Regions from separate parts of the Homo sapiens genome. Here region 1 is linked to region 2. Evidence: chromatin contacts called from ENCODE Hi-C or POLR2A ChIA-PET data. All regions are on one chromosome and are shown on one strand. The core of a region is the stretch at or near the end of the contact, and the rest is flanking DNA. Distances in the headings are between cores, read along the strand shown. Region 1 holds the start of ZNF485 (zinc finger protein 485). Region 2 holds the start of ZNF33A (zinc finger protein 33A).

Region 1 (5,421 bases), core at 318-2,817, 5.6 Mb before region 2:
CCACGGTGCTAAACCCTGAGATACATATCATCTCTCTAAATTTCTGCCGTAACTATATAAAGTAAAATCTATTTCGTAGCTAAAGACACAAAGGTTCAGAGAGTTGGAAGAACTTGCTCAAGGTCCCAGGGCTGGTTGAAGGCACAGTATAAAAGGAAGCCACAAAAAGTGGTAATGAAACTAGAACAAATTGGAATGGCTATGAAATACTAAAAGAAAAAATGAGTAAGCCTTAAAAAAATGAAAAGTGTGTTTCAAATGAAATTACTTGACTTAGAGCAGTAGAAATGTAGGTGATCTTTAATTTTTTTAATTTTATTTGTATAATAGACACTCAAATGTTTATCACTTCCTTTCAAAATACCAATTATTTAATCAGCTTCTCAAAATCCTTCAAAACCTAGTTTTCTCCAGGATAAAAGCAAACTCCAGTCTGGGATTCTAGACCATGAATGTTTCCAACTTTCTCAGACCAGTTTGTTCATGGTCCCGCCATAATGACTTCATTCAGGCAGCGCTTTCCCCTAGTATCCTCTGCAATTATGCAAATCTCATTTATTCTTCAGGAAGAACTAAGGCGCCCACTACTCCACCCCTCCCACCCTACCACACACTAAAGGTCAAGAGAGCACTGCTATCACCCTATGTCTTTATGGCCTACGTCTTTACATGCTAACGTGTATTTTTTTCATCGTCTGCCAGTTTGCAAAGCACTTTTCTGTTTCTAGCACTCTAGAAAACATGGGTAGCAATAATCTACTTGGTGAATGACTACGTAATGGGTAGACAGGACGGAAATCGCGGGACCCATCCAGGATTGGTTCGGGTAGCTTTGTCCACACACAGGGCAGGGCATTGTCCGGGCAAGAGGCATAAACCCCACCTCGCTGAAACACGTGGTTTCTCAAGAAATGGAAAAATCAAACTTGCCTGGATCTGGGCTCTTGGGGCCATCTGTCTCCTGAACTGTTCTCCCAGGCAAGGGCTGAGAATCCTGCGTAAGTCAATCTGGGAAAGAAGAGAGGAAATTGAGGAAGTCCCTCCGTGCCCTAGCCTAGCTAGAATCTGCCCTCTAGACCAGGTCCCCGCCCGCCCGTTCCCTCCACAGGTGGGCAGACAGGTCCAGGTGGGTACGCTCGGGAAGAAAGGAAAGGGAACGGCTGCTGGGATCCGGCCTGGACTGCAGCCAGCTCCACGCCAAACACTTTTGGCAGCACCGGGGGACGGCCTTGTCAGTGGCCCAATCTGTCGGCCGGGGCGCAAGGCTGGAGCGCTCTGTGATGCACCAGCCTCGAGCGGTCGCTCCACACGGCGCAGCCACTGCGGGTGGGCACTGCCCACCGCCGCCTTCCCCTCCCACCCCGGCTCGCCCCTCGACCCGCCCCTGGGAAAGGCGGGGAGCACCCGCCAGGGGCTCGAGGCTTCAGGGACCCAGCCTGACCCCGGCCGCTCACGAACCGAACCGAGCCGGCAGGGCTGCGGAGCTGCACGCCCAGAGAGTCAGCGACCACACCACGCCGTTCGGACAGTAACCACCAGCCAGGGGCTGGTGCAGCGCTCGCACCACGCGGAGACAGGCTGGACCGGAAGCGGAAGTGGCTGAGGCCGCGGAGGCCTCTGGGAAACGTAGTCTGGGCCGCTTGGGGTCTTAGGGGCTCCATCCGCAGAGCAGGTTGGCATCACCTGGGAATCTTTGAAAAGTGAAGGTGCGGGAAGTGGAGAGCGGCTGATCGCAGTCGGGAGGTGATACATTATGACTGACATGCAAAATCTGGTAAAAAATTGGACAGGGCAGTGGGCCGCCTGGAGGCAGTATCCCATACCTCTGACATGCACCGTGGATATGGAGATAGTCCTTCAAAAGCAGGAGCAGCTCCATATGCGCAGGCATTTGACTCGCTGCTTGCCTGCCCTGTGGCAGAGTACTTGAAGATCAGTAAAGAGATTGGGGAAGACGTGCAGAAAGATGTGGAGATGGTACACACAGTTTTGAAGTTGGAGTGAGCTCTCTTGGTTACAGCTTCTCAGTGTCAATAGCCGGCAGGTAATAAGCTTTCCGATCTGTTGGCACCTATCTCAGAGCAGATCAAAGAAGTGATAACCTTTTGGGAGAAGAACCGAGGCAGCAAGTTGTTTAATCAGCTGTCAGCTGTCAGTGAAAGTATCCAGGCCCTAGGCTGGGTGGCTATGGCTCCCAATCCTGGCCCTTATGTGAAAGAAATGAATCATGCTGCTGTGTTTTATACAAACTGAGTCCTTAAAGAGTACAAAGATGTGGATAAGAAGCATGTAGACTGAGTCAAAGCTTATTTAAGTATATGCACAGAGCTGCAGGCTTACATTAAGGAGTTCCATACCACCGGACTGCCTGGAGCAAAACGGGGCCTGTGACAAAAGAACTGAGTGGACTGCCATCTGGACCCTCTGCTGGATCAGCTACTCCTCCCCCACCACCAGGCCCCCCTCCTCCACTAGTCTCTGTCAGTTCAGGCTCAGATGAGTCCGCTTCCCTCTCAGCACTGTTTGCGCAGATTAATCAGGGGGAGAGCATCACACATGCCCTGAAACGTGTATCTGATGACATGAAGACTCACAAGAACCCTACCCTGAAGGCTCAGAGTGGTCCAGTACGCAGTGGCCCCAAGCCATTCTCTGCACCTAAACCCCAAACCAGCCACAAAGAAGGAGCCAGCTGTACTTGAACTGGAGGGCAAGAAGTGGAGAGTGGAAAATCAGGAAAATGTTTCCAATCTGGTGATTGATGACACAGAGCTGAAACAGGCGGCTTACATATACAAGTGTGTCAACACGATGTTGCAAATCAAGGGCAAAATTAACTCCATTACAGTAGATAATTGTAAGAAACTTGGTCTGGTATTCGATGATATGGTGGGCATTGTGGAGATAATCAACAGTAGGGATGTCAAAGTTCAGGTGATGAGTAAAGTGCCAACCATTTCCATCAACAAAACAGATGGCTGCCATGCTTACCTGAGCAAGAATTCCCTGGATTGTGAAATAGCCAGTGCCAAATCTTCTGAGATGAATGTCCTCATTCCTACAGAAGGCGGTGACTTTAATGAATTCCCAGTTCCTGAGCAGTTCAAGACCCTCTGGAATGGGCAGAAGTTTGTCGCCACAGTGACAGAAATTGCTGGATAAGCGAAGTGCCACTGGGTTCTTTGCCCTCCCTTCACACCATGGGATAAATCTGTATCAAGACGGTTCTTTTCTAGATTTCCTCTACCTTTCTGCTCTTAAAACTGCTTCTCTGCTCTGAAAAGCACAGCTACCTGCCTTCACTGAAATATACCTCAGATGTGCAGTGGGATAGCAGGTCAGTTGATCTTCTGCAGGAAGGTGCAGCTTTTCCAAATCAGCTCAACTGCCGACGAGGACTAATGATGCATTTTAGCTTTGAGCTTTGGGGGTTATTCTACCAACAAACAGTCCACTGGGAAGAAAACAGTCCCAGGAATTAACAGATCAGAACGTTCACACTGGTTAATCTTTTTCTGACAATGAGCATGAAGGTAGCAGAAGCTGGTGTGTTTCCAGATGGTTCTTCTAACCAAACTAATTTTTCACTATTGACAAGTGAGGCAAGGATTGCACTGGACCAAAGGCTGAGGCTTGGCCATCTAGCATTCCACGCAAAATTGTTTCCTATAAGCATTCCTTTTATTCACTATTCTATCCTGGGTCTGCCTCAACCATGAGATAGGAGAGTCTCCGGTACTAGCTGCTGTAGCAGTGCCCTTCATCCAGGGCAGTTAAAGGAGTATTCAACCCTTTCTTTCTCTGGGATCCCTGCCCAGCACCTTCCTACAGAGATGAAAAAAAAAAAAAGGAAAAACAACACTCCATTCCAAGGAGTCTGGTATTCCTGAATCCTCCTTCCCTGCTAGGTGCCTGTCACCTGTCTTCACTGCCTCCTTTTCCCTGTCACACTCACCAGCTTATGGCTTCTGTCCAAGCACCTGAACAGGGGACCAAAACCTCCACTGCAAGCTGCTTTTAGGTCTTGATTTATGTAAGAATCTTGCACAGCACTGCTAATGTAAATTTCAGTTTTTTCCCTCTAGGACAAACACTTACCAAAATACGCAACTTTTTTGGTGGGAAGAGAGATTGTCCTGTGATTTCTACCCATTTCCTGATCCTGTGGAAATAAATCTTTATGTACTTAAAGTTATACAGAAAATAGAATGAAATAAATACCAAAAAAAAAAAAAAGCAAAGTGAAGGTACCTGGGTCCCAGCTTCAGAGATTCTGAATTAATTGCCCTAAGTGTGGTCCTGGCATTCGGATTTTTTAAAGCCCCCAAGTGGTTCTAATGTACTGCTTAGGTTGACATCTGCCACCAGAAACTGATACGGAAAGTATGAGAGACATATTTTATGTGCCTTTGGATAGCTATTTGTTTCCAAATAATCCTGTTTTTATTTCATACAAATAAAAAGCATGTTAGAAAAGTACATCACCTAGAACACTAAAAACATTATTTCCTCACTATTTGCTGACATAGAAAATGAAAGTAGGTTGAATCTGTTTTAACAAATGTATTATTTTCTAGGAAAAACATATGTTTCTATTTATTAACTCCAGGAATTGGAAAGCTAAGGGAGGAAAATGTATCTCTCTCATTCAATTAGGGCCTTTTTTTTTAAGAAAATTTCTCAGGATGGTGCATTCATTTACCAATTTACCAGTGATTGACCAAAGGCCCACTGCGTGCTACTCACTTCTGGATGCTAAGGATAGAACAGCTGACAAGCGTCCCTCCTAGACTAAAGTGGAGTCAGGCTCCTTTGCATCCTCCTTTCAACTATGCCTTGTCTTGGCCTGGTGAGCCGAGTTTTAGCCAAGAATCCTACAAAGCCACTTTATCAAGAATCATGGCCAGGCATGGTGGTTCACACCTGTAATCCTAGGACTTTGGGAGGCTGAGGCGGGCGGATTGCCTGAGCTCAGGAGTTCGAGACCAGCCTGGGCAACACAGTGAAACCCCGTCTCTACTAAAATACAAAAGAAATTAGCTAGGCGTGACAGCGTGCGCCTATAGTTCCAGCTACTCAGGAGGCTGAGACAGGAGAATTGCTGGAACCTGGGAGGTGGAGGTTGCAGTGAGCTGACATCGCGCCACTGCATTCCATCCTAGGTGACAGAGTGAGACTCTACAAAAAACAAAAGAATCACACTTTTTCCATCACACTTTTTCCATCCCACTTTTTCCAGCAAGGGCACCTAAGGACCAGTCTTTCCTTACTTTGGGGGCTGGATCCAGAATCTGCATTTATTTATATATGGCTACCATTTGCTGATTCCAGAGGACATGCAGAGCCTTTTACATACATCATTACACTGAGCTCTCACCACCAAAGAAGGTACAATTATTATTCTCATTTTGCAGATGAGGA
Region 2 (5,948 bases), core at 611-3,110:
GCTTGAACCCGGGAGGCAGAGGTTGCAGTGAACCGAGATGGGGACATTGTACTCCAGCCTGGGTGACAGAGTGAGACTCCGTCTCACAAAAAAAAAAAAAAAAAAAAAACAAACACCATATCGACTCTTACAAATCTCACAAAGTCCACTGCAAAATAAAGTAGGGAATTAATAAACAACTTACCTTGTTCATTTTGTTCTGTTCTTGGAAAGACGGAGACAACTCTGAAGATACAGCTGAGTTAGAAAAAGAGGAATGGGGTCATGAAAGATTTGGCCTGCCTGGCAACTCCTGGATTCTTCCGCCCTAAGAAGCCATACACACCCACTAGGTAAAATGCTTCCTCTGGGAGAGTATCAATGTCCTCTGACACTTTGGAATAGGGGGTAGAAATGGTGGAAGAACACTTCGGAATAGGCGGTAGAAATGGTGAAAGAATAACTCCAACATAATTATGTAGCTCTTGGGCACAAGATTTTTTACCGGGTGAAAGTAAATATTTGCTTCCTAAGGATTTCAATCTCCCTCGGTGTTCACAAAAAAAAGTATAATGACAATATTGGCCAAACAAGTTAACAATATATTTAATGAAGGAACATTAACACTAAAACCATTGTAAAAAATAGGACTAAGCTATCTATTTTCCCAGTAATGTTACTTAACCTCTGGTGAGTGACTCCACAGAAAGCCATAAGCGGCAGTGCTTCAAAGAAAAAATCAGTTTTAATTTCTTCATCTAACTTTGTTGCTATTTCTCAAAGGGATATTTTAAACTTGCTTTGATGTGTGTGGAAAAGTAGACAGTACTGGCTTAGGGGTCAGGAGATGTGACTTAGTCTTCCCTACTAACTGTGATCCTGAACAAGTCAGTGACCTTAACAAACAAAAAAACAAAAAAAATCTTTTTCTTCTAACAAATGAGGCAAAATTAGGTAATTCTTTGTTTTTGTTTTTTTTTGAGACGGAGTTTCGCTCTTGTTGCCCAGTCTGGAGTGCAATAGTGCGATCTTGGCTACCTGTAACCTCCGCCTCCCGGGTTCAAGCAATTTTCCGCCTCAGTAGCTGGGATTACAGGCATGCGCCACCACGCCCGGCTACTTTTCGTATTTTTAGTAGAGACGGGGTTTCACCATGTTGGTCAGGCTGGTCTCGAATTTCTGACCTCAGGTGATCCACCCGCCTCGGCCTCCCAAAGTGCTGGGATTACAGGCGAGAGCCACCGCGCCAGGCCAAAATTAGGTAATTCTTGAAGATCTTTCCTGAGTGCAAGATCAAGTCAGGACAGAGGAACAGCAAATACCAAGATGCAGTGATGGACCTGACTGGAGGTCAGTTCGGAACCTAAAGAGGATGAATGCAATACGTGCAACCGAGTCTGCCGGTCTGGCGGGCGACTGCACCCGCCTTTCCCCGCCCACGTACCGCGGCGCCCTAGCACACGCGCACAGGCTAGACAAGAGAACTGCCCCTCCCGCAAGGCTCAGCGCGCGGACTGCGCAAGCGCACATGCCCTCCTCCGCGGCCCCCACAAATGGGGCGACACACGCTGCGTACCCTGCTCCGTACAGAGGCCGCGCCTTTGAGGAACCGGCCTAGCGTCGTGGCCCACACGCTGCAGCCCCGCCGTCCCCGCCTTCCCCTATGAGGTCCCCGGGCCTCCTCCCCACCACTTGGTACCGGCCCCCTGCCGCCCGCCCCAGGAGTCGCGCGGGGCTCCCTCTCTCTCCCTGCCCAACCCACTGGGGCTTACCCCACTCCCTCGTCGGGTTGCATTCGCCATAGAAAAGCGCGTAGACCCTTGAAATCCCGGGACCGCCTCCCACGCAAAACCTGAGAAAAACAAAAGGAAAGGCGGAAACGCAGACGTAGCCGGCGGACGAGGCATGCGCAGAGCCCACGCGCACAGCTTGATGCTGTTGGCGCCCTACCTGGAAACTACCTTTCCCGTGAGGCCGGGCGAGCAGCCCTTCGGATTGGTAGAGAAGTGCCCCGCTAGGCAGTGGGCAGATGCGGTCTGAGTTGGTGCTGGAACTGCCTGCAGCCCTGGCTTTCCCCGGGGCACTCCAAAGGGATATACTGCGGGGGAGGTCTGTGGGCAGTTTAGACGCAGACGCTCAAGGAAAGGACCGCTGCGTGTCATTTTCCGTTTAAATGTTAGGAAATAGATCTCGTCCATACAGTTTAAAAGACTTTCATGCTATCAGCGGTTCTTTGGGAGCGGGGGAAAAAAGGGGAAGGTGCGGCCGGAAAGCTACTTCATCAAAATGGTTAAAGCAATAAACGGAAATTGTAGCTCAGTAAGGAACTAGACATAATCTGAAAGAAGAAAATAAATGTCACGTATGATTTCCTCTGTGACATTAAAATTGCTTGACTAAATGGAAATACTTTTAGTCTATCTGTACCTTTCTTAGGAAGACAAAATTCCTAAAAGAATATCAACAAATTTTTGTTATGTATTTTTTCTCTTTGATCTTTAGTGTATTCTGTACTTCACAAAAGCATTCTCAACTTTATCTAGAATAAGTAAAAACCCAAATGAACAGCCAGTATACATTTTAAAAAGCAGGAAAAAAATGCCTAAGGAATATCTGTATCTATCTACATCTATCTATATAATATTGCTCTATTCAAAGTAGTTTGGCACCTGCTCCATGGAAATAAGACAGCTTAAGAGTATTCTTTAATGTGTAGTAGATACAGCATTTCAAAACAGTGAGGGAAAGAATGGAGTATTCCAAAGAGCATGTCATTCCGAGCAATTTGGAATGTAGAGATATACATAGATCACACATGATAAAATCTCACATGTATACAATACTTAAACATTTAAACCACTAAAAGAGTAAAAATTTTTGAAAATTGACAAGTGGACCAGGCACAGTGGCCCACACCTGTAACCCCAGCACTTTGGGAGGCGGAGGCAGGAGGACCACTTGATCCTTGGAGTTCAAGACCAGCCTGGGCACTATAGTGGGACCCCCATCTCTACAAAAAACTAAAAATAACAATTAGCCTGGCATGTAGGCAGGCACCTGTGATCCCAGCTACTCAGGAGGCTGAGGTTGGAGGATCACTTGAGCCCCGGGCTGCAGTAAGCCATCATGGCACCACTGCACTCCAGCATGGGTGACAAAGTGAGACCTTGTCTCAAAAAAAACAACAAGGGATGTGATGCCAAAGACAGAAACTATAAATTTAATATCAGTCACATTTTATAATAGAGAAAAATAAGCAACTCCATTCCAGCAAAACTTTTTAAGTCCATTATGAGAATTGAAAGTAATGCAAATATGGCCAGGCGTGGTGGCTCACGCCTGTAATCCCAGCATTTTGGGAGGCTGAGGCGGGTAGATCATGAGGTCAAGAGATCGAGACTATCCTGCCCAACATGGTGAAACCCCTTCTGTACTAAAAATACAAAAATTAGGTGGGGCGTTGTGGTGCACACCTGTAGTCTCAGCTACTCAGGAGGCTGAGGCAGGAGAATCGTTTGAACCCAGGATGGGGAGGTTGCAGTGAGCCAAGATTGCGCTACTGCACTCCAACCTGGTGACAGAGCGACACTGCGTCTCAAAAAAAAAAAAAAAGAAAGAAATGCAAATATTTGAGTAAAAATACGTGAAACATTTATTGAAATTTACATTTTTTAATTTATGCTTTATATACTGAAAAGTTCTTTATTTGATGCATAATTTTATGAGTTTTGACAATGCATAGATTTGTGTAACCACCACTACAAGCAAGACACAAAATTGTTTCATCTCTGTCAATAAAATTCCTCCATGCTACCTTTTTAAAGTCAGATTCTCTCACCACTCTTAGCCTCTTGCAACCGCTATCTATTCTTTGGGCCTATATGTTTGCCTTTTTTAGGATATTATATAAATGGAATCACACAGTATGTAGTTGTTGAATCTGGTATCTCTTAACACAATGCAATTGAGATCCTTCTGTGTTGTTTTGTGTACCAATACCTCTGTTTGCTTTTCCTGCTGTTAGAAACAAGTGCCCGGTGCCACAGAGAAAACCAGCGCGTAGGCAGAAAATTCCTCAGCAAGGCAAATTTACTTCTGCAGAAGGGTGCAGCTTGTGCCAGTCACGATCACAAGAGTACACTGAGAGGGGTAGGGCAGGGGATTTTATCCCTGATACAGTTCCTAGCACTTCTGTGTCCCTTCCCCATTGGCTGGGGTTGGACCTCACAGTCTAAGCTAACTCTATTGGCTAAGGTTTAAAATTGAATAGGGTCTATTAGGCGGGAAGGAAGGAGGACTGTCCATTACTAGGTGGGAAGGCATATCTGGACTTGTCTGGGCACGGCAAAGGTGGGAAGTCATATCTGGACTTGTCTGTGCACAGCAAAGGCAGGAAGGTTGTTTACAGAACAGGTAGCTAGGAGACAAGGAAGTACAAGGAAGTTGGTCTTAAGCAACAAAGAACAGGGAACTTAAGCTTTTTGAAGAAGAATTTATCATCTCTGACATTGCTGACTCCTATTTCTTGGTACGGATTTACCAGTTTCCTTATCCATTCCCCAGTCCAGGGATATGCTAGTTGTTTCCAACTGGGGGAAATTATAAATAAATAAAATATTTTTAAATTTAAGATTTGAAAAGATTGAAAAAAACACTAATATACACCTATGGTATGGGCTTGGGGAAATGTTTATTCCCAGTGTATTAGTCATGATTCTCAAGAGAAACAGAACCAATAGGAGGGAGTAAGGCAGAAAGAGACATTGGTGGTGAGAAATTGGTTCACATGATTATGGAGGCTAAGAAGTCCCACAGTCTGTCATTTGCAAGCTAGAGATCCAGGAATGCTGGTGGTGTAATTCTGGTATGAGTCCAGAGGCCTGAGAACCAGGGAAGCCAATGGTGTAAATCCCAGTCTAAGGACAGGAGAGGATGAGATGAAATGTCCCAACTCAACAATGAGGCAGAAAATATGGGTGAATTCCTCCTTCCTCTGCCTTGTGTTCTATCCAGACCCTCAGTGGATTGAATCATGTCCATACACATAAGGAGGGCAATCTGCTTTACTGAGTCCACTGATTCAAATGCTAATCTAATCTGTAAACACCCTCACAGATGCACCCATAAGTAATGTTTAATCTGGACACCCTGTGACCAAGTCAAGTTTACCATCACAGCTATTCTTTTTTTTTTTTTTTTTTTTTTTGAGACAGAGTTTCACTCTTGTTGCCCAGGCTGGAGTGCAATGGCATGATCTTGGCTCACTGCAACCTCCACCTCCCGGGTTCAAGTGAGTCTCCTGCCTCCACCTCCTGAGTAGCTGGGATTACAGGCATGCGCTACCATGCCCGGCTAATTTTTTGTATTTTTACTAGAGATGGGGTTTCTCCATGTTGTTCAGGCTGGTCTTGAACTCCCGACCTCAGGTGACCCACCAGCCTCTGCTTCCCAAAGTGCTGGGATTACAGGCATGAGCCACCACACCTGGCCACGGCTATTCATTTTTATTGTGAATTTGATTAACTCTGTCTGATTTTTTGCCTCTCATTTTTTCTGTTTTTGTACCTTTTTCCCTTTTATATTTAGTTGACACCTAATAATTGTGAATATTTAGGGGATATAGACTGATATTACAGTCAATCATATTTACTCTACAGGGCTGTGGAACACCAGAGCTCATTTCTTCTATCTAGCTGTAATTTTGTGTTCATGTACCAAACTTTCCCCATCCTTCCCTCCCCACTATCCCCTCACTCTCTAATGCCCATAATTCTACTCACTACTTCTATGAGCCCCAATTTTTTTAGCTCCCAAATATAAGTGAAAATGTGCAGTAATTATCTTTCTGTGTCTGACTTATTTCACTTAATGACATCCAGGCCCATCCATGTTGTTGCAAATGACAGGATTTCATTTTTATAGCATAATAATATTCCACTGTGTTTATATACCATATTTTCTTTTTCCGT

Evidence for each region. A loop is a pair of places that touch in the nucleus more often than their neighbours do. ChIA-PET counts read pairs that join two places held with the same protein, here RNA polymerase II (POLR2A). Pooled maps may share reads with other maps.
Region 1: a pooled map shows a loop between it and region 2 (7-fold over the local background). The contact joins the promoter of ZNF485 here to the promoter of ZNF33A in region 2. A Hi-C loop is called at or near these places in 1 of 37 single-sample maps with no recorded cell type and 5 of 50 pooled maps. POLR2A ChIA-PET finds 5 or more read pairs at or near these places in 1 of 52 experiments (GM12878).

What each region holds. Positions count from the first base shown.
Region 1 is chr10:43,602,584-43,608,004 of GRCh38, reverse strand. It overlaps ZNF485 (zinc finger protein 485), which reads right to left and starts at 1,567. Exons shown (of 5, transcript NM_145312.4): 1 at 1,459-1,567; 2 at 931-1,008. The coding sequence starts at 954. It also overlaps the pseudogene CAP1P2. RefSeq lists a silencer at 1,252-1,531 and an enhancer at 1,812-1,861.
Region 2 is chr10:38,006,587-38,012,534 of GRCh38, reverse strand. ZNF33A (zinc finger protein 33A) reads right to left here and starts at 1,860. Exons shown (of 5, transcript NM_006954.2): 1 at 1,752-1,860; 2 at 185-237. The coding sequence starts at 193. RefSeq lists an enhancer at 1,158-1,337.